Linked DNA regions of Homo sapiens: regions 1, 2, 3, 5 and 6 are each linked to region 4. A link is a loop called in an ENCODE intact Hi-C map of the cell type or tissue named here. Cell type or tissue: dorsolateral prefrontal cortex. All regions are shown on one strand. Region 1 has its middle 220 kb from the start of SORL1-AS1. Region 2 holds the start of MIR125B1 (microRNA 125b-1). Region 3 overlaps MIR100HG (mir-100-let-7a-2-mir-125b-1 cluster host gene). Region 4 has its middle 270 kb from the start of SORL1-AS1. Region 5 has its middle 170 kb from the start of MIR125B1. Region 6 overlaps MIR100HG (mir-100-let-7a-2-mir-125b-1 cluster host gene).

Region 1 (4,000 bases), 52 kb before region 4:
TTGTTACGGTGCATACTATTGGGAGTTTTAGGGAATTTAAAAAATATATATGTAATAACCAAGGTTAACTCTTTCATGAACTTGGAAATGTGTATGCTTTTCCTTAGAGTTCTCTGTCATTCACAAATGGTGGACGAGGTTATGCCCATAAACTGCTTTCTCCTCCGTCCCTTTCACTCCCCATGACTGGTTAACAAAATCATCTCTAGTCATGCTATGCCTTAAAAACTGTTGTCTGGAGACAAAAGTAAAATGCTATTTAGAGCAAGTCAATATTTTTGCATCTTTCTGAGTCATGATGAATATACTGGGAATGACAATAGCTTTTATTGTACAATCAATATAATTTGCTTCCCTTGCAGGAAAACATAATTAGCTTATAGGTCACGCAGTGGCAATGAAAATGTGCTCATTTCTAAAGTCTGTTCGTGGGTGGAGGGTCCTTTCTGATCCAAGTGGGAGGTGTTCCTTTCTCCTTTCTGGTTCCTGACCCAGGTTGATCGGGTGTCACTAAGCAGCTCTCTTAACTTGTGGGGCCCTTGTTAATTTCTTGCACCCAGGAATGACAACGCTTTTATGCAGTTAATAATACATAAGTTGGATATTTGGAGGCTTCAAGTTAGAGCCTGGCTTTGAATACAATCCCTTTTGCTTAAATGACAGAGCTCTAGTATTGCTTCTTCAACTGGTCTGATAGTCTTTTTTGTCTTTTTTTTTTTTTTTTTTTTTCCATGAAAGGGAGAGCTCAGATCTTATGATTTTCACACATTTTCCTCAGTAAATATAGAAAGGTTCCTAATTAATAAATAACTCATTAATACATTGAGATATAGGGAAAGAGACGCCTTGCCACCTTCCTTCTTCTTTCCGGGGACCTGTTTGTCCCCCTTGGTGGCTGCTCAGCTCCCCACTCCCCAGTGGAGGCTGCCTGCAACCTCATTCCTGTACAGTTTACCCTCCCTGGCACCAGGCTCTGAAGGCTCTGCTTAGTTTGGGTGAGACAGCTTTGTTAAGCAGTCTGAGTTAAAAACAAATGAAAAAGCTGCAGAGAGACCTCCCATTTGGGGCTCAGGGTGAATGCTTTTATTTTAAAATGCTGACTGTCTGAAATCAGATTTCTTCAACCCGGACTTTGGCTTTGAACTGAGGCACACAAGCTACCTGTCACCTGAAGAGTGCAATTAAGCTCTGTACTTGGAGCTATGTTTTCTATCAATGCTGAGGGGTGGACATGAACAGTGCGTGGGATTCGTTTGGCTGAAAGAACAAGACAGGCCTATTAAAAACAATTCCCTTTTTGTTTCATTTCTTCCCGTTTTCTGCCCACACCCCACCCTCCTTTTTCCCAAATCGCCAACAACCTGAGAAGTCACAGAAATCAGCAAGAAATAAATCAATAATCAGATCAATTCCTGGATGATCATCATAAATCAATAATCAGATCAATTCCTGGATGCTATGGATTCAATAAAGGCTTGTGAATGAAAACCTTCCTAGTCCTTGTGAGTCTCCTAAAATGTTTCTATTGCAATCAGAGATGTTAATTGGTTGAAACTGCCTGTGGTCTTAGGAAGTGCTCCGATTACAAAAAGAAATCCTTTTATGTTGCTGGACTCCAGCCACAAAATCTCTGATGTTAGGAATCTGGCAGAGGTTGAGCCCCCTCCAGGGTGTAAATAAACTGGCCAGGTCTATAACCCAATAGAAGTCAATTTATTATGTGTGTGTGTTTCAAGTCACTCAGCCCAAACCCTGCCCATGTATTAAAGAAAAGATGTGGGTTACAGCCGGAGCCCAGACAATGGAATATAGCAACGGAGGCCCCGCAATGATTGTCAAGTCTACACAGTCAATGGAGGAGATGAGGGGGACCTGTGGAGATCGATATTTCTCTTCCTGCCCAGATTTGCAAGGCTCTGCCTAGAATCAAGCAGCTAAGCATGACTGGCACACAGAACTGCTTACTTTGCTAGCTGGGAGGCTGAAACGCAAACGGCTTAAGTGGGGGAACGTTTTATAGCCTCCGTCTGGAAGTCCCAGTGACATTCTCTGCTGCACTGATAACACATGAGCCCACATGCTTGTTATCAGAACTAGAGGTTTCGCTGGGCCACATCTTGCCCTGACTCAGTGAAATGCTTAGGGCAGCGTATTGGGAGGCGGCTCAGAAGCGTTGGGCAGGGAACACGTTGGGCCCCTCGTTTCCACACACAGAGCAGTTTCACTTACATTGTAAAAGGTTGTTTGGGGTTCACCTAATCTCGAGGCTGGAGGAAGCATCCCAGTGCCCCTCCACCCTCATCCCTGCCTCCAGCTCTAGTATACTTGTATTCCCCAAACGGTGTGTGGCAGCATGGCGAGGGTGTGAAATGTACCCGGCCTCGTTTGCATACCTCTCCAGACTGCCAGTAACAGTGAGCTATTAGTGAAACCCAGGACAGTCTGAACAAAGCTGCCTCTTAATTGCTCATTCTCAGCCTTGGTCCATCGAGCACCACTACCCACCTACACCTTAAAAAAATAGACCAACGAAACCTCCCATAAATTTACAATACCCCACTTTAACATAGAAAACGCAATAATAGTCCAGCCGGGAGAGTCTTTTTTTTTTTCCTTTTGGTGGCTTTTTTCCCCCCTCCATCCCCTTCATTCCCATTGGTTTCTGCCAAGTCCCAAAGAACCAATGGGATCCCTCTTCTTCATTCATGTCCTAGCAACAAGCTCTGTTCCAATCTTTCTCTGCCAAACTAACACCTGAAAAATTACATCATGAATAATGGCAAAAGCAGCAAGGGCCAGAGAAGGGCTTTTTTTTTTTTTCATCTGTCTGCTTCAGAGTTCATTTAAGGTGTTTTAGTCTAGATTCTTAAAGTGACAATGTCTTAGATTTTTGCTGATCTTTTTCAACACATTGGTTAACATAAGCAATATAAAATGAACAGTAATTGAATGCAGCAAAAGGCCTTTAGGTGAAGTGAGGGAAACACATTTTGTTAAGGGTGTTCCCTATATGTTCCTTTCAACAGTCTTCATTTAGGGAAGCCCCTGAAGTGGAGAAGTAGATTGTTCATATGGTATAGTCTTTGAGAAAGGACTAAAATACTGCAAACCACACAAGCCGCCCACCCACTCTCCCATACAAAAATGCACCCCTTCCTGGTGGCTTCTCTCACTCAAGTTAACTATACCCAAGGCCCTTTCTATTCCTACTTTGGAATAAAGAATCCATTCTGTTAAGGGGGTCCTGGAGCCAAGGAAGGAATTGCCTTGTGAATTTGCAAAAGGTGTGGGGTTGTTGGGGTAAAGAGCCACAGGGTGGGGGTGCCGGGAGCACGTGTGTGTCTGTGCACGTGCAGGGCTGCTAATGCAGACAGGCAGCTGGGGAAATGCAAGAACAACGAGATCCAGATGACCAGGGAGGGAGGGGGTTGGTAGAGAAATCAGAAAGGGGAGCTAAGGTGATAAGGAGTGGGTGCGGGGGAGGGAAGGAGGCCAGGAGAGGAAAACAACTGCACAGGCAGACTTGTTCTGTCCAAACGGGCAAAGTTTCTAATGCAAATGTCCACTTCTAGGCATTTCTCAAGACCCAGATGCTGATTTGACACTTCCGGCTTCCCCACCCCACCCAGTCTAGTGCAGACAGGGAGCAGAAACTCAGACACAAAGAACTGCAGCCTGTGCAGGCAGCAAGCGGGAGAAGGGTGGGTGCTCAGCACCTGCCAGGCATCCACGGGCACTGTGCATTGCCTGCCCAGCACCCTGGCCCCTCAGTGCTAGGCACCGGCACCTATGCACACTGGCTTCCTGGTTTCCTTGTAAGCATGTGTGAAGTGCTGGCGGCATGAGCTGGGAAAGGGCCCCTGAGGCCTTCTCGGGTGCCTGGGACACAGAAAATAGATCTATTTGGTGTCTGGCCCTGACCGGAGTTTGCAGCTTGCTTCAGCCATGCCTTGGCAGTAGAGTGGTTAGAGGTGCTGGCAGACAGTCACAGTCAGCCTGA
Region 2 (4,000 bases), 380 kb after region 4:
TTAATGACTAAAATTGCAATAAACACTTAAAATAAAAAACAATAACAGGCAAAGAACAGTTTCCCTAACCTTCAATTACATGTATAAAACAAGGCTACAACCAATATAAAGTCTTTAGAAGAAGAAAGCATTTGGATTGGGGTTGATTTAGGTGTTTTTCAAACATAGAAGAGAAATGTTGGCCCAATAATACGAAAATTGTTTAAATGATATTTTATACTAGAATTTTTCACAACAAAGGAAAGGTAAGTTACTGTTTCTCTTCCCCAACTACGAGACAGCCCTAAATCACTGAAATGATTCAGTTATAAAAAGTTACAGCTCAAGAAAACTACAAACTAGGTAATGCTAGCCATTACCTTAAGAAAGGATAATTTTAAATGTACAGTTTGGGTGTTATAAAACCTTTTTTGGATTGAATTTAAGTACTGATAAAATTTTCCTTAGTTTTAAAATGAAAACCAGTATTTGTTACTCCCAAAGAATACGATAATTGTGTTTGCTGTTGCTGTTGCTTTCATTTTACATATTTAGAAGATTTATTTCCAATCTTTATCACCTTTATATCCATAAAGTATAACATTTTGTAAAAGATACCAAGCAAGGAGGTGGTATCCCTCCTTTTATTTTTAAAAAATCTTGCAAAGTCATACAAACTTAATTTTTATTAATACCATAACTTCCATCCTTTGTGTGGAATTGCAAGAATAGAATTTTAACCTATTAATATTTTACTCCAAACTATTAGTTTGCCTTTATCTGCGTCTGTATGTTCACTGTCTAGCCATCCATGATACACATGTGTGGACACTGAATATATAATATATTCACATGCCCATTTTAATTGGGCACAATTTTAAGATTAACTGTGGAGTTTGAAAGTTGGAGACATGGGGCATGCTGGGACTTCAGCTGAGATGTTCTGAGGTCAAGCACCAGGTACTGAGCTGTTCTTGTTACGCTCGTATACTACTGCGTGTTGCTCTCAAGGAATAGACCAGGCAGATGAGTTCCACAAGCCTCAGGCATCAATAACATGCATACATACACATAGCAGCCAACACGCTATTAAAGCAAAATATATACCTACTTTAACAGAAATCCAGGAGCTGCCACTCTCTGGTCACCTGATCCCATCTAACAATGAAAACCTCAGAGGTATACTCAATCACCTCAGACAAACTTTCTTTTCTTTTGTTTTTGCTTTAAAGAATAAAATTCCACCAAATTTCCAGGATGCAAAAGCACGACTCGCAGCTCCCAAGAGCCTAACCCGTGGATTTAAACGGTAAACATCACAAGTTAGGGTCTCAGGGACTGAGAGGAGCGCAACAATGTTTTCTTTCTTGAGACAAAGCAAAGCAAAACAAGAATGACAGGCAATTTCTGTTCGAGGTTCATAACTAAGATGCAACAAACAGGTGGTATGGTATTTCTTCTCTAAGCTCCTTTCCTTCACAAAATTGAGATTCCGTTTAAGCCTAATACATATATACACACATACGCAGTATCTGGGGGCGCATATACAATCACGCACATACACATACGATCACGAGTACATCAGAGAAAACTCTTTCAAGATTTGGGCAAAATAGTTCACTAAAACGGAAAATAATATGCACAGACTCAGAAATGCCCAAGTTTTTAAAACCATAGTCTACAATAAGGATTTAGTGTCTTTTCAAAGCTTTAATTTACGACTAGCACAAATGACTGAAGAGAAAATAGGAGGCATCTCTTTCCCCCAGGGCAAGTATGCCGCATGCAAAAATCATAGAAATCGGGTTTTCAAAGGAGAAGACCAAGAAGTAGGATTCGGAGGCTATAGAAGTGTAAAGACGAATAGCGTTCTGAACTCACCCATTCGAAGCGGAGCGGGGCCCGCACAGCCTCCTGTGGCACCATCCCGAGCAAGGGGGGAAAATGAGAGCTCTCAGTGCGCTAGGCTGGGCGAGGTGTTTCAATAGAGGACGGAGAACGGGGGCGGGGAGGGGAGGCGGGGGCAGGAAGCGATACACCAAATCTCGAGACTGTAACTCTGTAGCTTATGCTTTGACGAGAGAAAAAAGGGCAGTTGGGTGGGAGTGGAGGGAGGGGCTGGAACTGATCAAATTTGGAAAATATTCACTTAAAAATTAAAAAAAGGCGGGGGGGGGGGGGGAGTATGAAACCTCCCCAGAGCTGCTTTTTGAAAAATTTCTTCCTTCTTTCTTTAGCGTGCACTTTGCCAGTCCTGCAAACGGAGGCTTCGTCTGCATCAGCTGCTTGGCTGAAGTCAAGGCCAAATCACCAAGAGCGAGCACCAGGCTGTCATTTGGTAGACACGAAGTGGGAAGGGCTGGGTGCGGGCTGGGGAGAGACATTCCCCCCGCACCTCCCGCTGCGGATTCTTTGAAGCCTTTGGCCAATATTTCAGAGGAATCCGAAGCATAATTCCCCTCCATCTTCGCAGACAGCCCCTGGTTCTGTACCTGATAGATTGTCGCTTTCCTCATCAGACTGGAAGTGGGGCTTTCCTGTGCCGCCACCAAAAATGAAAGGAAAAGGAGGGGAGGCAGATGGGAAGATGACCCTTTTACAAATGTTTCTTCTCCTTTTTCTTTCTGTTTTTCATTTCATTTCTTTCTTCTTCTTGTTCTTCTTTTATTCCAGGCCTGAGCAAGGTAGATGGCTGGCTAGTCAAAGAGAATGACAAAGCAGCCACAGCCAGGAGGACACTGGAGAGGCCTCAACGCACTTAGTAAAAATGCTAAATATTTTTTTAGATATTTCCATATGCAACTAAAAACAGTTAGAGCTCTAGACTCTCCCCCTCCCCTCCTTTAAAAATGGAATCATACTAGCAACACAGCTAAATTATGTCTCTTCTCCCTCTGTACAGTGTCTGTTTAGCAGCCCCCCCACCCCCACCTTCAAGACAACTTTTTTCTCACCTCTGTGGGTTCTTCTCAGGCACAATCCTCCGTTGAGCTCAGAGGCTCTCCTTTTTCTCTCCCTTCCCTTTTCCTTTTCCTCTCAGAAAAGCTAGTCTGTCATCATCACACCTAGCTTCTCTCTCGCTCGCTCAACCTCTCTCCTTTTCTCTTTTACCATTAAAATATAATAATAATAATGGCCCTTTCGACATAGCAGCATGAAGTGGCTGCCTTTGAGAAGCACATTTAATCTTTACTGGCTCCCCTAGGCTTCAGTGAAGAAGGAGAAGGCAAGGAAAAAAAAAGGAGAGAGAGAAAAAAAGATTGTAAGGGAGGCTGCTGACGGACAGCAGGCATCAGGCACAAATCAGCGACAAGTTGAATTTTCCTAGACCACACTGCCCCCTTTCTTCTCGGCTTGCTCCCTGGGCTCCTGGAAAGCCTGAGTGTCTGGTTACAGGAGGCAACGGGTCTCTTTTTGCCAACCATGGTGCAGATTCCTCGCATGCCTGCTTAAATCTCTGGCAGAATAAGAAATCAATATCCCCCTCTAATCACCTTTAGCTCTTCGATGGCTTCCCCCCTTTTCTGAGAATCCACTTGGCTCTCCTCGCCGCTCCCCCGCCCTGCCGGGCTCCTACATACAAAGCTTGCAGCCCTGTCATTTCTCACTTCCTTCCATATCTTGGAGACAAGCCTCTCTTCTAATATCCTCTCGCGCTTGCTCCCTCTCCTGTTGTAGTGTGTCTCATCCCTGACTTGCAGTGCTGGATGCACTAAGGCATCTCCCTGACTACTAATGAGGCCAAAAATACATCAGCAGGTCAGGGGGAAGGCCAGACACTGCATTATACAAATACAAAAAATTTCTCAGCCCGCAAGACCTAGAGATCAGGTATCACATTTTCGAAAAGGAAAAACAGGGAGGGAAAGAAGTGAGGAAGGGAGACCACAGTGCAGTTCTCTGCCTAACTGTTTCACATCCTAGGGGAATTTCAAGCACACATGCATGTATGAGTGCAGGTGATGGATTTTGTGAATCTTGGTGGCCTTTCTTTATGGACGGAAAGTCAACAATGCCCAAA
Region 3 (4,000 bases), 490 kb after region 4:
AAGACTGCACCACTCCAGCCTGGGCAACAGAGAGAGATTCCATCTCAAAAAAAAAAAAAAAAAAAAAAAGACTGTAGAAAGCAACTTGGAGAATAATTAATAGAAAAAACAACTCAGACAGTTTACCCATCATTAGAGCATTGATATTTCTGGGGTTGAATGCAGTAGTGGCTAGGAATGGACATTAACTTTTCACACTGAGGGGAATAACACACTATACCACACACAATGTTGAGGATTCAAATTCTAGAGAGTGTCTTTGTCATGTGTTAATGATGGATATAAAGGTTCTCTATATGAGGCCTATGATAGTCAATGGTCATTCCTCTAACTTGGGAATGGTATGGGCTATACAGATAACAGCCTAGAGAGTTAGAAGCTAACTTTCTTTCAAAAAAAGATGAGGAGAAGAAGGGAAGGGAAGGGAAGGGAAGGGAAGGGAAGGGAAGGGAAGGGAAGGGGAGGGAAGGGGAGGGAAGGGGAGGGAAGGGGAGGGAAGGGGAGGAGAGGGGACAGGAGGGGAGGGGAGGGGAGGGGAGCTCAGCAAATTCTGGGGCACAACTTACAATTTTGCCTGATGTCTTACCACACTGCACAGCTAGGAAGTTCTTCTGAAGATCTAACCTGTGTTTCTTCTGGTGTTTTTGTTTATTTGTTTACCATAGATTATTTATAGCCTTTTTCCAAACAGAGAGATACTCACAGCCCTTCCCAGTTGGCTGTTTGGCTCAGCTAACAGAGCTGCTCTAAAAGTCATGGTTAAAACTTCATTCCCCTAAAAGGGTCATCGAGTTTGCTCCATAAGAGAGCTATATCAATCACCCTTCCTAAATGACACTCTTGTCATACATAGAAGAGAAGCCAGGCAGGTGAGTAGATGCCATTATCACCACTGCTTCTGTCTATTAAAAAAATAAAAACAAGATTTCTGCCTACTCTCCAACCCAGCCAAAGAGAGCCTCAGAGTCAGACACCTGGAATTAACCCTCATCCCTGCATCTACAGAGGACGCCTGGCCAGAGCAGTGCCGGCGGTGACAGAGCTGGGACCACTGACATCTGAAATGCATCCTGCACTCCAGCCCTTATGTGGTACTTGCTTGTCTCATAAAACCATTTTGTTTTTTGAGGATGGAGATAAGGTCCTTTAACACAATTTTCAATCTATAGTTGTACTCCAACGTGTTCCTTATACATCTACAATTTCTTCTATCTTATAAAATAAAATACACCCCTGATTTCAGAAAAAAAAAAAAAAAGCACAGCATTAAAAAAAGGAATCTGAGAGGCCACGAGGCTTTTCACATTTTGCCAGAACCAGGCTTTTGTCTGTGCTGGCGCCCTGGAGCTCAGGGATTTCTTAGGAATGAGAGTACAAGTGGCCTTAGGACCTCAATGATTGGAAAGAGACACCTTGAAGGCTGGAAGGAGGAGGTAAGGGCAGAGTTGCATCCAATCTGTGCTCATCTTCCTGTTCAGAATTACCTGGGCAGGTAGCTTAACATCTCCTAACCTTGGTTTCTTCACCTGTAAAATGAGAATAATAAGACAACACATCCCACAGGATCTTTGAGAACACGTATTCAATGGAATGAAACCCTCAGCACAATGCCTGGCACCTCGGGAGTGACCATTAACGATGCCTCTTGTTATTAATATTATCACAATCATCTCAGGGGGGCAAAGTAGCAAAGACTGACCGTGGGAAAGAGAGCTGTGGGAAAGTGACAGAGGTGCTGCCATCCCCTCGGCCCTACCCATGACCCCACTGTCAGGGGTGCAGAATATTTCTCCCATTCACCAGGTCCCAACCCACTCCCAGATAGAGCAACGTGGTGAAACAATAAAAGCCTGACTCCCGCAAGATGGCACCATGACGGGCTGTGCCTGGATCCAGAGGAGATGTCTCTGTCCAGCATTTCCATCAGGCTCTTCCGAGCCAGCTCCTGGGGTGCGCACAAAGACCCATTCAGGATGGCTGGAGTTCTGAAAGCCAGCAGATGAGCCGAGGGGCCGGGAAGGGGGTGGAGAATCAGCACAGCCCCTGGCACTAACCCCACTGGGACCTGCCCTGGGCAAGCAGGCGTGGAGGGCTCAGGTCTGCCGCCACGGCTGCACTCTTTGTTTTCCCGCAGATTCCGTTCTCTGATGGTGGTCCAGGGCACCAAGGACACCAGCTGCCATGGCTGGGATTGAATGACCTCCCTGGGGTGGCTGGGAACCCCCACTCCCATAGTGCCAGCCCAATGGGCAGGATACCCAGTGGAAACAGGCCATTACTAACAGGCCTGCCATTTCGAAAGTGCCTCTTTCTGGGAAAATTGACTCTCAGAGGTTCCCACCCTGGGAAGGTACAGTGAGAAATAAGAAGCTAAATTACTATGCAGTAGCCAATAGTTATTCCCCAGGGCCTAGAAAGTGACTCTGTGCCCCTCAGCCTCAGTTTCCCCACCTGTACAATGGGGCTAGGTACAACAACCTGTTGGAACTCAAAAAGTAGCTGCTGTGAGAGAACTTATCAGTAGTAGTTGGTTTGTTCCCTTTGAACACAAATATATCAGATCTGATGCATCAAGGATATGCCAGTCCTGCAGCTCCCTGAATGTTAGAGCACAGAGGCTGCTTAATGGATCATGATCCTTGGATGCAAATGAAAATAAGATTCCCTCTTTTACTCTTTCCCTCCTAAGTCTATAAGAGGCTGTCCTAACAAGGTGACAAGCTGAACATGCAATAGAAAACTGAGCCCCTTTAGGCTGCCAGAATTGTAAGACATTTCTTGTGGGACAACAGCATTTCCCAGATGACTCAATTCAGAAGGACTAAAAGGAGTTTCTGTGACCTGAAGATGTTTGTACATCAGCTAATCTAGCTTTCCACCTTTGCTGGAATATGCTGACTGCATTTATTTCTCTAGATATCTCTCACCCAATAGTAAGACTCAGTAGAAGCACTACCTCCTCCAGGAAGCCTTCCCTGACTACACAGCTTGAATTAGTGCACTTTCATATTCTCCCACAACACCCTGGGCACATATACTTCTCTCTTAGCAATCAGGAAATTATATTGAAATTGTCTGCTTGTTAGTCTCTGTCTTCTTGGTGACCAGGTACTATACTTTACAATCTTTTTTACTCCAGTATCTAATACAGTGCTGGCATAATGCAGGAATTTAATAAGTGTTTATTGAACTACATGGATGTGTATCTCTCTCTAGAGTATTTGCTAGCATAAACCCCCATTTGTATTTTATAAGGGTATCCCATAACCTCTGCTCTTAGGAAGTTCTATCTCATATCTAACTCAGTTCTCTCCTGCATGCATATATTTCTCTTTTTTCAAACCTTGGGAGACCACAGCCGGTCACGATCCTCATTCTTATCAGAGTGATCATAGAAATCACAACTTGCACTCATCATTGTTTTTCTCTCAGGTTCAGCTTTATTTTTTTTGGTCTGAAATCAGGAATGAACTTTCACAGTCTCAACTCTGGCCATTTTTCCTTTTAACAAACAAATAGAAAAGAACTTCCAAGAATGATTTTGACCAGATAGAGTCTGCTCCTTTTAACAAGATTGTGTGAAGCACCTACTGTGTGCCAGGCTGTGTGTGATGGAGAGGGAGCAAATGCATAAGTCCCTGACATCAAGAGATCTTCAACCTAAAACAGAGAATAATGGGGGTACTGAATTTAATTCATAAAAAGTAGCACCCCACTTTCTTGTGATCCCTTGGTTAGAATCACCAACTTTTATGAGTTTGTAGAAAAGCCCAGAGTGCTAAAAAGTAAAAAGCAAACATTCCATTTCTGAGCAATTTGGGAGAAACTAAATTTGGCCCAGTCAGGAGACACGTTGGGGAGTACCTTAAAGGATAAGTGTCAAGTGTCTGTTGACATTTCTAAAGAAATCCATTTGCATTTTCACTGCTAAGGAGAGGCCGGCCTCCACTGGCCACACATTCAGAAAGCTGGCAGGAGCCACTGGTCAGCAACCCCCAAT
Region 4 (4,000 bases):
TTCTAACCATGGCATGAAACTTAAAAACCATAAATGTAAAGATTGACAAATCTGACTGTATTAAGTACTGAATATTTCTATAACAGAATTGAAAAACTGTAAATGACCTGGAAAAAATCTTGCAAAATATTAAAGGGAATTTCTTCAAATTAATAAGAAAAGAAAAGCAGACCAATAGAAAAAATAGACACGGTAACTTATAGAATCAAATTGACAAATGGCCACTAAAAATTTTATAAGAAATATGCTCAGCTTCATTCTTTATAAATATCAGTTTTTCATTCTGTTGAATTTGCAGTACCCAGGTCAGGTGTGTATGGAAACAGTTAACTTTCATACACTAATGTCATACACTAACAGTTAACTTCTCTATGTGTCTTATAATTTAGTGTCACATTTTTATTGAATGATTTGGCCATGTCTATTGAAATTTAAAATGTGTCTTCGCTTTAACTCCACACTGTTTTGAATGAGCAATTTTAGAAATTCCTCCTAAAATAATACTTTCACAGTGTGCGACATATGTTGAAATCTGTTTAGTTTGACGTTGTATAAACAAAAACTGGAAACTATCTGATTATTCAATAATGTAATGGTATATCCATACAAAGAAATATAATGCAGCTCTTAAAAAGAACAATGCTACAGATTTATATATTCTGTTTCAGAAAGACATCTTTGATATATGGTGAAAATTAATGGTATGTGTAGTAATTTCCTATTTTTTTAAATAAAAATGCATATATTGATAAATTGCATAAATATGTTCAGATATGCATGGAAAAATAAAGAAATGACTGAAATTCTTAACCATGGCTATTTAGGAAATTTGAGTTTGGAGACTTTCCATTTTATACTATATATGTATATATCTCATATTTCTGTATTGTTTGAATTTTTTTTTACCCACAGCATATACTGTTCTGTAATTAAACAGAGGGCGGGGTGTGTGTGGTGGTGGGGAGAGAGAGAGAGAGAGAGAAAGAAAGAGAGAGAGAGAGTGCGCAATGTGCAGAAGACAAACGATTACTGTTTCATGCATTTTGTCATCAGCGTGGTCAGAGCTGCCCCACTAGGCCTCCTGGAAGGTCAGACACTCGGCCAAGGGTTGACGGGTTCCAGCCCTTCCCCTCTCCTTCTTTACCTCAAGAAAGAGAGGCACTTACTTTAGCATCACATGATTTTACAGGGATCAAATGAAAAAAGGTTGCTAGAAGCCTTTATCAACTATAAAGCTCTTTCAAATACAAGCGGTTATAATCATAATCAAAGTGCACTTCCCATCCCAGGCAGGACTGGCTGGTTACTGCAGAAAACCCTCCCAGTGAGCGCTCGGTGCCAGCAACCTGCAGTCCCCTTTATCCCAAATAGCGCTGGCCCCACCGTCACCCTCCCACCACCCCCTGCTTCTCGGAGGGAGTCCAGCCGGCCTCCTGCCTCCTCACTTCATCCCGGCCCTGACGCAGCCGCTTCCCAGCAGAGCTTGGCTGTTCCTTGAACTTTCAGTGTTGGTTCGATTTCCTCCAGTGGTACCACATGCTGCTGTGCAAACAGAGCACGTGGTCCCGCCAAACAAAGGAACATGTGTGCTGCAAACCATCCCCCTATCACGGGAGCGCAGAGCTCCGCCAGGAGAGGGCCGGGCCTGCGCACTCTAATTTTTCACTGCAGTTTAAACACTCCGTGAGGCTCTCAGGAAGCGGCGGGGGTGGGGGGCGGCCGGAGAGAAGGGGCCCGCGTCTCCGCCGCTTCCATCACCGCCCTGGAAATAGCATCTGAACGCGCACGGCCCGACCAGGCTTCCCCCAAGCTGCTAAGATTTCATTTCACCTCCGACAGGCTTCATGGGGACTCGCTGTTAAAAGATCACTCTCCCGGGATGCTGTCGTGGGGGAGGGGGCCCGGCACTGTATACAGCTGTCAAAACGTCTCCGACAGGAGACGAAGGCACATCTGCACAAGCCTGTCTCAGGCTGCGGGGCACACAGGGAGCGCCTCAAACCTATCAGTGTAATGCCGAGCGGTAATTGCATTAGGATTAGTTATCTCCTGTGCTCTGCTCATTAGCCCGGAGGATGGCTCGCATCCAGCGAGAGGGTGGCACAGGGAGAGGGATGGGATATGCGCCTAACAGGTCGTGATAATGAAAGACTAGCTCTCCTGGAGTTTGCTTCCCCCTCCACCCTCCCCACCCGGCCCCCTACTCTCCGCCTCCCTCTTCCTCTAAACCTCATTTCCTGACTTTTTTTCCTGAAGGTCTTATGAAATGTGCAATTTAGGAAGATTACAATGAAAGAAAAAGAATCGAGACTGGTTGAAGGTGGGGGAGGGATGCTGCAGAGAGCGCGAGGAGGGTTTGCCTGAGTCAAGCGAAGGGAAGGAGGAGGCTGGGACTCTCTGATGCCAAAGCGGGGGCCACAAGAATGCCTGGGTTCTTTTTCTGCCGGAGCTCGTTCCTGACATGTTTTAACTTCCTTCCCTGTGTAATGCCTAAGACCAGGGTGAGATGGAGAGATGACGATTTCCAGGGGATTTGGAGCCGGGGGAGACGCACCTTAGATTGTGTGAACTCTGAGGGCCGCGCCCACTCCGGGTTGAGCTGGTTGAGCTAAACTGACTCCCTGCTCAGCATTCCCACAGCTTTTCCATTACAGAAGCGCCAGAGAGGAGATGTTTGTCTCATGGCTGGTCCGCAGGGAACAGGGACCCAGTCATTTTATTCTTCAGTGCCCCTAGCACACTGTCTGGCATACACAAAGTGCTCAAAAAAAGCATGATGAATAACAGTTTTATTTTTATTTTCACTTTAGAGACAGGATCTCGCTCTGTCTCCTAGGCTGGAGTGCAGGAGCAGGTCTATAGCTCATTGTAACCTTGACTTCCTTGGCCTTCCAAAGTGCTGGGATTACAGGCATGAGCCACCAAGCCAGGCCTCAATAATTTTAGAAAGTCAGGGAGAACATCATCAGTTTCAGGGGCCACCACATACAAAACACGATTTTCAGGCAGACCAACCGATGTACTGGCAATGTGAACAACGTCAGATAATCCAGCTTCTCTAAACTTGTTTTCCTCCTTTGTAAAACAGGAGTAATAATTTACCTCATAATAAATGCTTATTTATATGTCTGTAAATCACCACAAAGTCCACTGAACACATAGTAGGTGCTCAATAGACATTAGTTCCTCCCGTCATCTTGCTTTATTCATCCCTAAAATGGGGATTAAAAAAAAAACTCTTTGATGTCTCAGGAGGAGGTAATTAATGTTCTCTTAACCCATCTGAACGAGCCAATAGAGTACAAAGTTGTTTTATAATTAAGAAATGTATCAAACCCCGTGCAGGACTAATTGCTGTGCAAATTTGATTGAGGCCTGTGAGGACAAGATTGCCTTTAATGGGTTGCAGCGTAGGGGACTATTTAATATTCTTCAGGGAAGTTTCAATACCCAAGTCTCAGCATTGGAGATTGCCTCACCAACCATTAGGAACACCACTCAATGGTTTGGAGTGAATACACCAGGGCTTTGCTTAAATAATTATTTTGAAACTGGAAGGTTTATTGAGGGTTCAGGGTTCAGATTTAGAAATGTCAGAAATAGAGTTTTATTTGTTTCCATTGCACATAATGAATTGCCCTTTAAATAATGAAGCGATGAAAATGCCAAGCACCACATACTCTAAAGGATTGCCAAATGTTGAATTAGGCCCCTGTGAGACTCAAGTCTTCAAAGCCACATGCATCACAGAACTGGGGCATTGGAAGTTTTCATAGAAATCATTGATCCAGACTGTGTTCAGTGACGGTCACACCCCTCACCAAGTCCACAATCTAAACTTTTCAACTTCTTCTTTAGTTTTTTTGGAATACCCTGGGGATCCCTTATTACCGGGCATCTGGAACAATATTTTGGGGAGGTGGCAACTGAGAGAAGCTCCCAGAACAGCCCGTTTGGATTCTATTTACTTGTACGGAACAAAAATGTTCTCCCTTTGTCA
Region 5 (4,000 bases), 210 kb after region 4:
ACCAAACTTTCATTGCCTTTGGAGAATGAAATCCGTGCTTCTTTTTTAGAGTGGTTGTTTTGAGTGGTAGTCAACATGGGGGAGAGATGGTGTTACTTTCTAAATGGAGTAAAAGATGAGCAAGATAAGCAACTTCCACCACATAGCAGCAGGTATGAAGACAACTGGTGCCTGTCTCCAGCATTCAACTAAACAGTCTCTTGCCAAGAACCTCACCTTTGGCCTGTGTAGAGCCGTTTTCACTGGGTCAGAGCAGAGGTCAGTACATCGACCCAATCACCCCATAGCATCTTGGCCAACCAAGGGGTGCTAATTAGATCCAATTGTGATGAAGGTAGAGGGAAGTTTCCCTCACTGCACTGACCACCCCCCCGCCCCCGCCCGAGTGATTTCCTTGTCTTAGAGGCCACGGGGGTGGGGTAGGGGGCTATTCTTCACCTCATCTGTCCATGGCTAGCTGGGTATGTAGCAGCTGATTCCGTTCTTAGCCTCAAATTCTCAAGGCCTCCAGATCTAAGGGATTGACACTGACTTCATGCCTCCTCCAAATATAGGAAAGTTCCCAATTTGTAATTCAGAATGTAGATGTTTGGGGATGGAAGAAGAAAACCAAAATATAAGTACCAGCTATTGGTCCAATGTCCGCTATGCTTTGGAAGTCATACTGATATTGGTAAGGTGTGGCAAATGTCAGCACCACTGCCCACCACCCACCTGCCCTTTCTCTTATGGATACAATGCATTAATTCATAAGAGGCATTTCAGACAAACGCCGGAAAGTAATTTATCAGGGTTCTTCCAGGGCTTCCAGCTATAATTGTTTTAAATCCAACAAATTTGCTATAGGCAAAGGCCCCCAAACTACCCTAAGACATATTCCTAAATTTCCAGAGCTTAAAAATCAATGTGCTTAAAAAAATAAAAACAGAAAATGCCAGCTGCCTTTGCAAACAAGGACACTGGGAAACAAATATAATTGTGTTTTTTCCTTCTACATCCGTCCGGGAACTTCGACTGCTACTATGCTACATCAGGTATGCAATGAAAGACAAACAACGAGGACTCCAAACAGAAGAGGGGAGCTTCAGTAACTGTAGTTTTTATGTTAGGGAGAGACTGAGAGAGAAAGGAGCATTGTATCTCGGATTAACAGAACTGCAGGATTTCATTAATGACAGCCCAGCTTTTTAGCAAAAGGAAGATAGTTAGGGCAGTAAAAGAGAACATGACTAGAATGTGCTCTGCTAATTGGAAATGTATATTATCTTCAGACGATGTGAGTGTGGAGGAGAGGGGGATGGGGAGGATGAGAAGAGACACATACTGAGAGGCCTGCAGGAGAAAACTGGACCCAGGACGCCCCAGATTTGGCCACACCAGCAGGGCAGTTAAAGGGTCCTTTCTTGCTGGTAGGAACGTCTAGTGCCAGGACCCCACCCTCCCCCACTCCCTTTTAATTCAATGGCTACGTAGGGGCTTCTTTGATGGAGGCTTTGAAGTCGGTGGCTTTGAGATTACTCTTCCTCTGTGACCTTGACCACCAGCCATGAGGTTAGGGGGGAAGGGGAGGGGAGGAGGAAGGCGCTGGAGTTGGAAAAAGGAAAGGAAAGAGAGGGGAGGGGAAGGAAGGCCGCCCTAAGACATTTCTGCAGCATTCCACGACTTTTCTGATCACTCTGCAAAGTTGAAATATGATTGCAGCCTTTGCACCGGGAAGGAAAGAAACCATTTAAATGAAAAATTAGCTGCCTTAGCAGGTCAAGCACATAGTTACATTAATGTCGTGTAGAACAATAAATCAACTTCGATCTCCAATTGAAAAAATGCTAATTTAGCTCAGCGATTCACTGATTGTACTTTCCTCTGATAGAAATCTTTTCTTTTATTTAATGCGAAGCCGTGATTTGACAGCCTCCTCTAATGGTGCTTGCAGACTCTCAGCATTTCAGTGGAATTCTGATCATGGTTTTAATATTCCGTGCAGCTCTGCCCCCTCTGATTTCACGCTCACACATTAACGAGAGCTGACACTGGAGATTAGACGCAGACAGCTGGAATGCCAGGTCTTTGTTGCAGCATGGACAGGAGCCAACGTCGTTCAACCACAGCCAAGAGGGACCTGGGAAAGTCTTCTTAAGAAGGAGGGGAAGGCGGGGTGGGGGGCTTGAGGGAGGGTGGGAGCGGGGGATGGGAGCAAAAAGAAAGGCAAGGTAGTTTCTGAAGGGCATATGAAAATAGATGTTTTCAGAAAGCCCTTTCGTCTCTGAAATTCACATTGGAATCAATTCTGGTTTATTTAGAGGAAGTGGTTCATTACAGGGAAATCCCAAATTGGTTGCAGTATTTTTCTGTAAACTCTGAAAATACAAGTGTGATGCACGAAAATGGAAATGGCTCCTGCTTCAGCTGCTCACTAGTTCGTCTGAGAAACAATGGTGATTACGAGCTGGAGGAAGAGTGCTTACATAAGGAAATGTGTTCTCCCCTTTGCCTTAAAAAAAATCACTTAGTTCCAGGTGAATAGATGGGGAAATAAAACGAGATTTATGAGCCAGGGCTGCCTGTGCGACTAGCGACTACCTCGGCAAGAAAGGAAGTCGCGTAGCCTAACTGCCTTGATCCTCATAAATTGTTTCCTGATACCAGAAATCAAATAAAGATCCATAGTTTCATCTAAACCATAAAGCCACTTGGGCTCAGCTAGTGCCGATATTGCAAAGGGGAAGGAAGGGTGCTGCCTGAGACACTGGCTCAACTTTGTCCGAAAGAAGATGACAGATGACCAAAGTTGCGGAGGCGGCGCATTAATACTATGTCAAAAAAAATTGTTTCTGCTCCTGGGGGAAACCAATTGAGTAGAAATAACAAATGTCCTTCTTGCTAACTGTATCATTAATAATAATCGTACTTTGCATTTTTATGGGATACCAGGATTCTAGAGCGCTTTATAAATATTCATAGGGGAAGGCTGGGGAAGGGAGGTGAATGTACCCATTCCTGATGCCTGGCTGGAGTGACTAAGACTCAGGGCCCTGCAGGGGCTTAACTGGAGTGAAACAGCAAATCACAAAGCCCCATGCTGCAGCTGGCTTGGAGACATCCAGGTTTGGTCTCTGATGCCCACTGCTCTCTCCTATGAACAGGAACGTGGCTGTAGTTTAGGAATTAGATGAGCTGAACCCTCTTGTATCACTTTTGCTTGTTGTTCTTATTTGCCTTGGTGGGACCACTGTCACTGATATAAGTTTATTCATTCTACTAGCATATAATATATATAGTAATATATTCATTCTACTACCATATAATATATATAATATATATATAATATATATATTATATATATACGTATATATATAATATATATATAAATCCGGCAGTCACATCACAGTGCAGAGCCTACCACAGGCATAAATCAGAGTAATTATAAGCAAGTCAGATACATTTGCATATGAATCTTAGTTCCTCTCTTACTGGCTTTGGGACCTTAGCAAAGTTCTTTACTTTTTTCTAAACCTCAGTTTTTTTGTCTGTAAAATGGGTTTAAAACGAAATAATCCTTAACACTGTCTGACCCATCATGGGCACTCAGTAAATGCCAAAAACAACCATTGTTGTTGTTGCTGTTTTCATATAATTGTTGGGAGGGTTCAGTGAGAATACACACACGCAAACATTGCTGGATAGAGTTGGTTCATAGTAAACAGTTAATAAGTGCTTGTTATTGTTATGTAACACATGAATGAGAATGTCTAATTCCAAAGCAGCACTATTGCCTGCAAAGCAGTCCTCTCAGTAGATTTTTGCTGATTCCCAAGATACTGAGAAATTGCTCAAAGCATTTTTGGAACTCTTCTGGAAAGTTATGCATGGACACTGTTGGTACTTTCTTAAATATCTTGAAATGTGGTACATCTTCATCCTTAGAGGGTGGATTTGTTGAAAGCTATTAAAAGTCGCCCTGAAGCTATGGCCAATGAATATGGTGGGCAATCAAGTTGGG
Region 6 (4,000 bases), 480 kb after region 4:
TTTGATGGTGAGTAGGTATATGACAAATTTAGCATCTTTATAAATATTTGATTTATCAGTTGATTGGTGGAAATGAAAAAAAGTAAGGGACTATATTAACAGCTGGGGAAAGACAGCTTTTCAAATAATTTTAATTGTGCAATACGGGTAAATCACTAGTAAGAAACATGCAGCAGAATAATGACTATAAAACCTTATAATTATACAGCACTTGGATAGTCAGGAACTGTTGGTGTGTGCAGTATAATCACATGTGCTCCTTACATCTATATTTGGATGCACGAAGGAAGGATGGTAACAGTTTCATTTGACAGATGAGCAAGAGAAGTCAAGTGATTTTCCCACCATCTACATTGCCTTCCCCATACACCACATGGCCTCTGGAACCCGAGCGAAGGGTGAGTGCATCTATAGGCATCAAAGCCAACTTCAGTCTTCGCAGGCAGAATCAACCAGCCAGATCCAGTGTGCAGAACCCAATTTTCATCCAAGACATTTCAAGGAACTAAGTAACAAATGACCCAGACCAAAAACAAACAAACAAACAAAAAAAAAAGCAAACACATTTCAGGCAGTGAATATAGTGATGGGATGATTAACTGATTAACAGAGTCTCTTATTTGCTTCTTCCAAGCATATTTAGTCTGATCATGTGCCTGAGACATGGTGTGACATTTGCTCTGGCAGCAGTGTCCAGGACACAGACAAATCACTCATCAGTCAGGTAGCCAGGCAGACACCATCAATCATTATCTGCATGTTTGAGAAATACAAAACTGTAGCTGAGGTCGGGGAAAAGAACATTTGATGGTGGCTAAAAGGTAAGTATACAAAGATTCCTATTTATCTCCCAAAGAGGTTACTCTAACATGTGCTGTGGAAATAGAGTCATAAATTCTAAATTTTCTCACAGATAGGAGGTTAAGGCTAATATATCTATATAACGTATATGTTATATATTATCTGATTCTTCATATATATATATATATATATATATATATATATATATATATATATCTCCACAGCTCAGTAGGCAAACCCGCTGTTGAGGATAGGAAGAATATATTAACTGATTAATTATTATTAATGCCATCTTTTATTTAACTAGCAATTGTAATCTATTAAGAGCATTCATTCACACTATCTGACTTATTCAACCCTCAGAAAAACCCTGTAGGGCTCATAAGTAATATATTATTATCTTCCTTTTATAGACAAAGGAAAAGGAAACTCAGATATTTCCTTTCTTAAGCTAATCTCACCAGCAAGTGGCAAAGCCTGGACTAGAACACGGAATTTCTGACTCCTATTCCATTACCTAGAGCGACTGTGGAAGAGCCGAAGGAAGAAAGGGAAAGTGTGAAACATGAGTTCCGAGCAGAGAGGACCTGAAAACACACTCAGACCAGAATTCCTTCTAGTTTGGGTTAAAGTCCGGAGTGGGTGTGGCTATACGACACACAACCAGAATGATTAGATTGACTTTCTGGCACACCTACTCACTTTGAATTTTCTTGTGCAACTGAGCCTTTTGTGTCAATCTCCCATCCTCTCCTGCCTTGTGAAGTTTCTGGGGTGGCCGAGTTGGAACCAACTTCAAACCCTCTTATGTCTCTGATTCACTTTCCAAACCCTCCCTCTCCCACTCCGTGGTCAGCCTTTTGTATCACACCCTGCAAACATTTTTTTCTTTTGCGCTCCTTTGGGACTCCTCCCTCTTCTCTCCCTCCATCTCCCAACTCCTCTGCACTGCCTTTCCCCTTTAATCTCTGCTGACCACCTTTTGTGAATGCTCCATCCGCTCCTCCCCCCGTCACGACTGTCCTCTTGCGGGTACCTACCTGTGTGCTCTGCAGCCACACGCACCTCCTGGTTGCCCCTCAGATGTCTTGGTTCTGTCTGTCTGATGTCGCCAGCCTCCACCCGGGGCCTGTGAGCTGTGCATGTCTTCAAGCTCTTTGTTACTATTCCTCCTTAATTTATAATGCTAGGCAAATAACAACACACAATAAAAGATGATATCAGCTGTGTTTCTCGCCTGCAGCCTCCAGAAGTGTTATCTTAGACCCCATCATTGCAACAAAGAAATCTCTCAGTTGAGTGAGTGAAAACCAGTTACAGGACAGGAGGAGAAAACTTCTGCGCTTCCAAAATTCCGCAGCCCCAGCTGCCCTCCGGCGGCTCCCCCTTGTGGGAGATGTGGGGCATAGCAAGGCAGTGCCCAGTTGGGACGGTGCCTGGGTGGGAGGAGGGCGAGAGAAGAGTGCTCGCACTCAGGGATGTGCCCCAGAGGGCGTGGGGTCCGGTTCCGGCCACGAAGAACAGCCTCTGTGTGAGTTGCAGGACTGAGGTCCTCTGCAATTTCTCAGGGAAATACTTCCGGGAGACGCAGTCCTCAGTGCCTGGAGGTCTCTGGGTCCAGGTGAGTGTGGTGTGAGTAATAAGCCTGCATGGCTTACGCGCTGCATGGGAAGTCCTGTATCACAATCACAACGTATCATAAAGTCGGAGGTTCACACAGGGCTGTTCCGAGAGGTAAGGCGTGGTCTCCAGTCTCTGAGTAAAAGACTTGATGGTCCAGTCTCCTGGATTCTCTTGCCACCGTGGACACTTGGCCTTTCGGTCCCTCTAGAGCTCTGGACACATACTGCTCCCCACCTTAGTGAAAACAGACTGTATGTCCAAATAGTATCTTTCTCCAGAGGAACACGGTCTCATTTATACTAACCCACCCTGGCAGATATCACTGTCATCCTCCTCCTCCTCCTCCTCATTTGAGTGTCATACAGCTTCTTTTGCTTACGGTTATTATTGTTTTGTTTTTTAATCTTTATTACTGTAGTGTCTATGTTGCTTATGGAGAAACAGCTCATGAAGTAGCTGTGGTTTTTAACAAATGGAGCTTTATTATTTTATTCCAAGTTCAATCTTCACGTATGGTTCAGTATAGAGCTGCCACCAACATCAGAAAGGTAGTGGAGTTTAATAGAGTCCAGTGGAAATTGGTCTGAGATTTGTTTTGCTGAAATTAAGGACTCCCTTGCCAGGACTGCTGGAAGAGTCAATGAGACAATATGACGTGGCAAAACAAGCTCTAGGCTTCAACAGATCTAGACTCGATACCTATCTCTGCTACTTATTTTATGCTCAATTAACTACTCTCACCTCAGTTTCTTTGTCCATAAAATGGAGTTAACTTAGTTTCACAAGCAAGATCTCACAACTGGTATGATGGCAGAATGAAATAATACGTCACAAACCACATGCTCACCTACAGTTCAGTGGCAGAGCACGGTTGTCATTCTGGAAAGTTTCTTTGTTTGGATTCCAGTAACTGTGCTGATAAATAGAGAGCATCCCACTAGGCCTATTGGTTGTTTCCTCCACGTTTGACATCATGACCAGTTTTCTCCTGCAGACTCGGTCTGGGTCTCTCTGTCTGTGTCACACCCAGCATACTGTTCTCACAGAGGGGGAGCCAATCAATACTCCTTAATGGTGTGGCTCAATGCCCTGTACTGAGGATGATCAGTGAGTGTCACTCCCACTTTTCTCCAGAGACAGGACATAGTCTAGACATACGGTGCAGGAGGAGGTCAGGAACCCTGGGTTCTGATCTTAGCTCCACTTACTAGTGCATTGGAAATGATACTTGAAGTTGCACGAGTCTCTGATTCTGCTGCAGCTACTTTATGAGCTCTTTCTCCATAACTAACATTGGTATTACAGGAATAAAGACAAAAGACAGCAATAACTTTAAGCAAAAGAAGTTGTGTGCCACTTAAATGATGACGATGATGATGAGGAGGAGGATGACAAAGCAGAAGAAAGTATGTCAATGATGATATTGCTATGAACCATAAACTCACTAAATATTTCTCAGACCTATGTTGGGCCTAGGGCTGAATATGAAAGGGTTAAACTGCCCTGAAGATAATTAAGCCCTGTTACAAACTCAAGTTAAAAAAAAACAAACAAAAACAAAAAACAAAACAAAACA

What was found. A loop is a pair of places that touch in the nucleus more often than their neighbours do. Peaks named below come from ENCODE experiments on the same cell type or tissue, not always from the same donor. Only the 100,000 strongest peaks of a DNase experiment are listed, where the experiment ranks them.
Region 1: it touches region 4 in a loop (6-fold over the local background); 11 of 110 quality-filtered maps call a loop at or near these places.
Region 2: a loop joins it to region 4, with 18 times the contacts of the local background. A loop is called at or near these places in 15 of 110 quality-filtered maps.
Region 3: it touches region 4 in a loop (9-fold over the local background); 8 of 110 quality-filtered maps call a loop at or near these places.
Region 5: it touches region 4 in a loop (6-fold over the local background); 3 of 110 quality-filtered maps call a loop at or near these places.
Region 6: a loop joins it to region 4, with 5 times the contacts of the local background. A loop is called at or near these places in 9 of 110 quality-filtered maps.

The regions. Positions count from the first base shown.
Region 1 is chr11:121,669,355-121,673,354 of GRCh38, forward strand. No RefSeq gene overlaps it. Among named protein-coding and RNA genes, the nearest start is that of SORL1-AS1, 220 kb to the left of the region's middle. RefSeq lists an enhancer at 3,100-3,600. In dorsolateral prefrontal cortex, no CTCF peak of the experiment used is centred here; a DNase peak (open chromatin) is centred at 2,238; H3K4me3 peaks cover 1,144 bases; H3K27ac peaks cover 3,994 bases.
Region 2 is chr11:122,098,514-122,102,513 of GRCh38, forward strand. All of the region lies in intron 4 of MIR100HG (mir-100-let-7a-2-mir-125b-1 cluster host gene), which reads right to left. MIR125B1 (microRNA 125b-1) reads right to left here and starts at 1,331; the gene lies at 1,244-1,331. In dorsolateral prefrontal cortex, CTCF peaks have their summits at 3,343 and 3,543; DNase peaks (open chromatin) are centred at 1,928, 2,308 and 3,338; H3K4me3 peaks cover 4,000 bases; H3K27ac peaks cover 4,000 bases.
Region 3 is chr11:122,211,359-122,215,358 of GRCh38, forward strand. The region is part of intron 2 of MIR100HG (mir-100-let-7a-2-mir-125b-1 cluster host gene); the gene reads right to left. Among named protein-coding and RNA genes, the nearest start is that of MIR100, 61 kb to the left of the region's middle. In dorsolateral prefrontal cortex, a CTCF peak has its summit at 1,956; a DNase peak (open chromatin) is centred at 1,973; H3K4me3 peaks cover 783 bases; H3K27ac peaks cover 3,921 bases.
Region 4 is chr11:121,721,061-121,725,060 of GRCh38, forward strand. No RefSeq gene overlaps it. Among named protein-coding and RNA genes, the nearest start is that of SORL1-AS1, 270 kb to the left of the region's middle. In dorsolateral prefrontal cortex, no CTCF peak of the experiment used is centred here; DNase peaks (open chromatin) are centred at 1,081, 1,551, 1,931, 2,491 and 1 weaker place; H3K4me3 peaks cover 2,325 bases; H3K27ac peaks cover 3,770 bases.
Region 5 is chr11:121,927,747-121,931,746 of GRCh38, forward strand. No RefSeq gene overlaps it. Among named protein-coding and RNA genes, the nearest start is that of MIR125B1, 170 kb to the right of the region's middle. RefSeq lists enhancers at 1,317-2,717, 1,573-2,073. In dorsolateral prefrontal cortex, no CTCF peak of the experiment used is centred here; a DNase peak (open chromatin) is centred at 2,045; H3K4me3 peaks cover 2,040 bases; H3K27ac peaks cover 3,413 bases.
Region 6 is chr11:122,200,923-122,204,922 of GRCh38, forward strand. All of the region lies in intron 2 of MIR100HG (mir-100-let-7a-2-mir-125b-1 cluster host gene), which reads right to left. Among named protein-coding and RNA genes, the nearest start is that of MIR100, 51 kb to the left of the region's middle. RefSeq lists an enhancer at 2,258-2,467. In dorsolateral prefrontal cortex, CTCF peaks have their summits at 2,191 (motif pointing left) and 2,399; DNase peaks (open chromatin) are centred at 1,909 and 2,209; H3K4me3 peaks cover 2,664 bases; H3K27ac peaks cover 4,000 bases.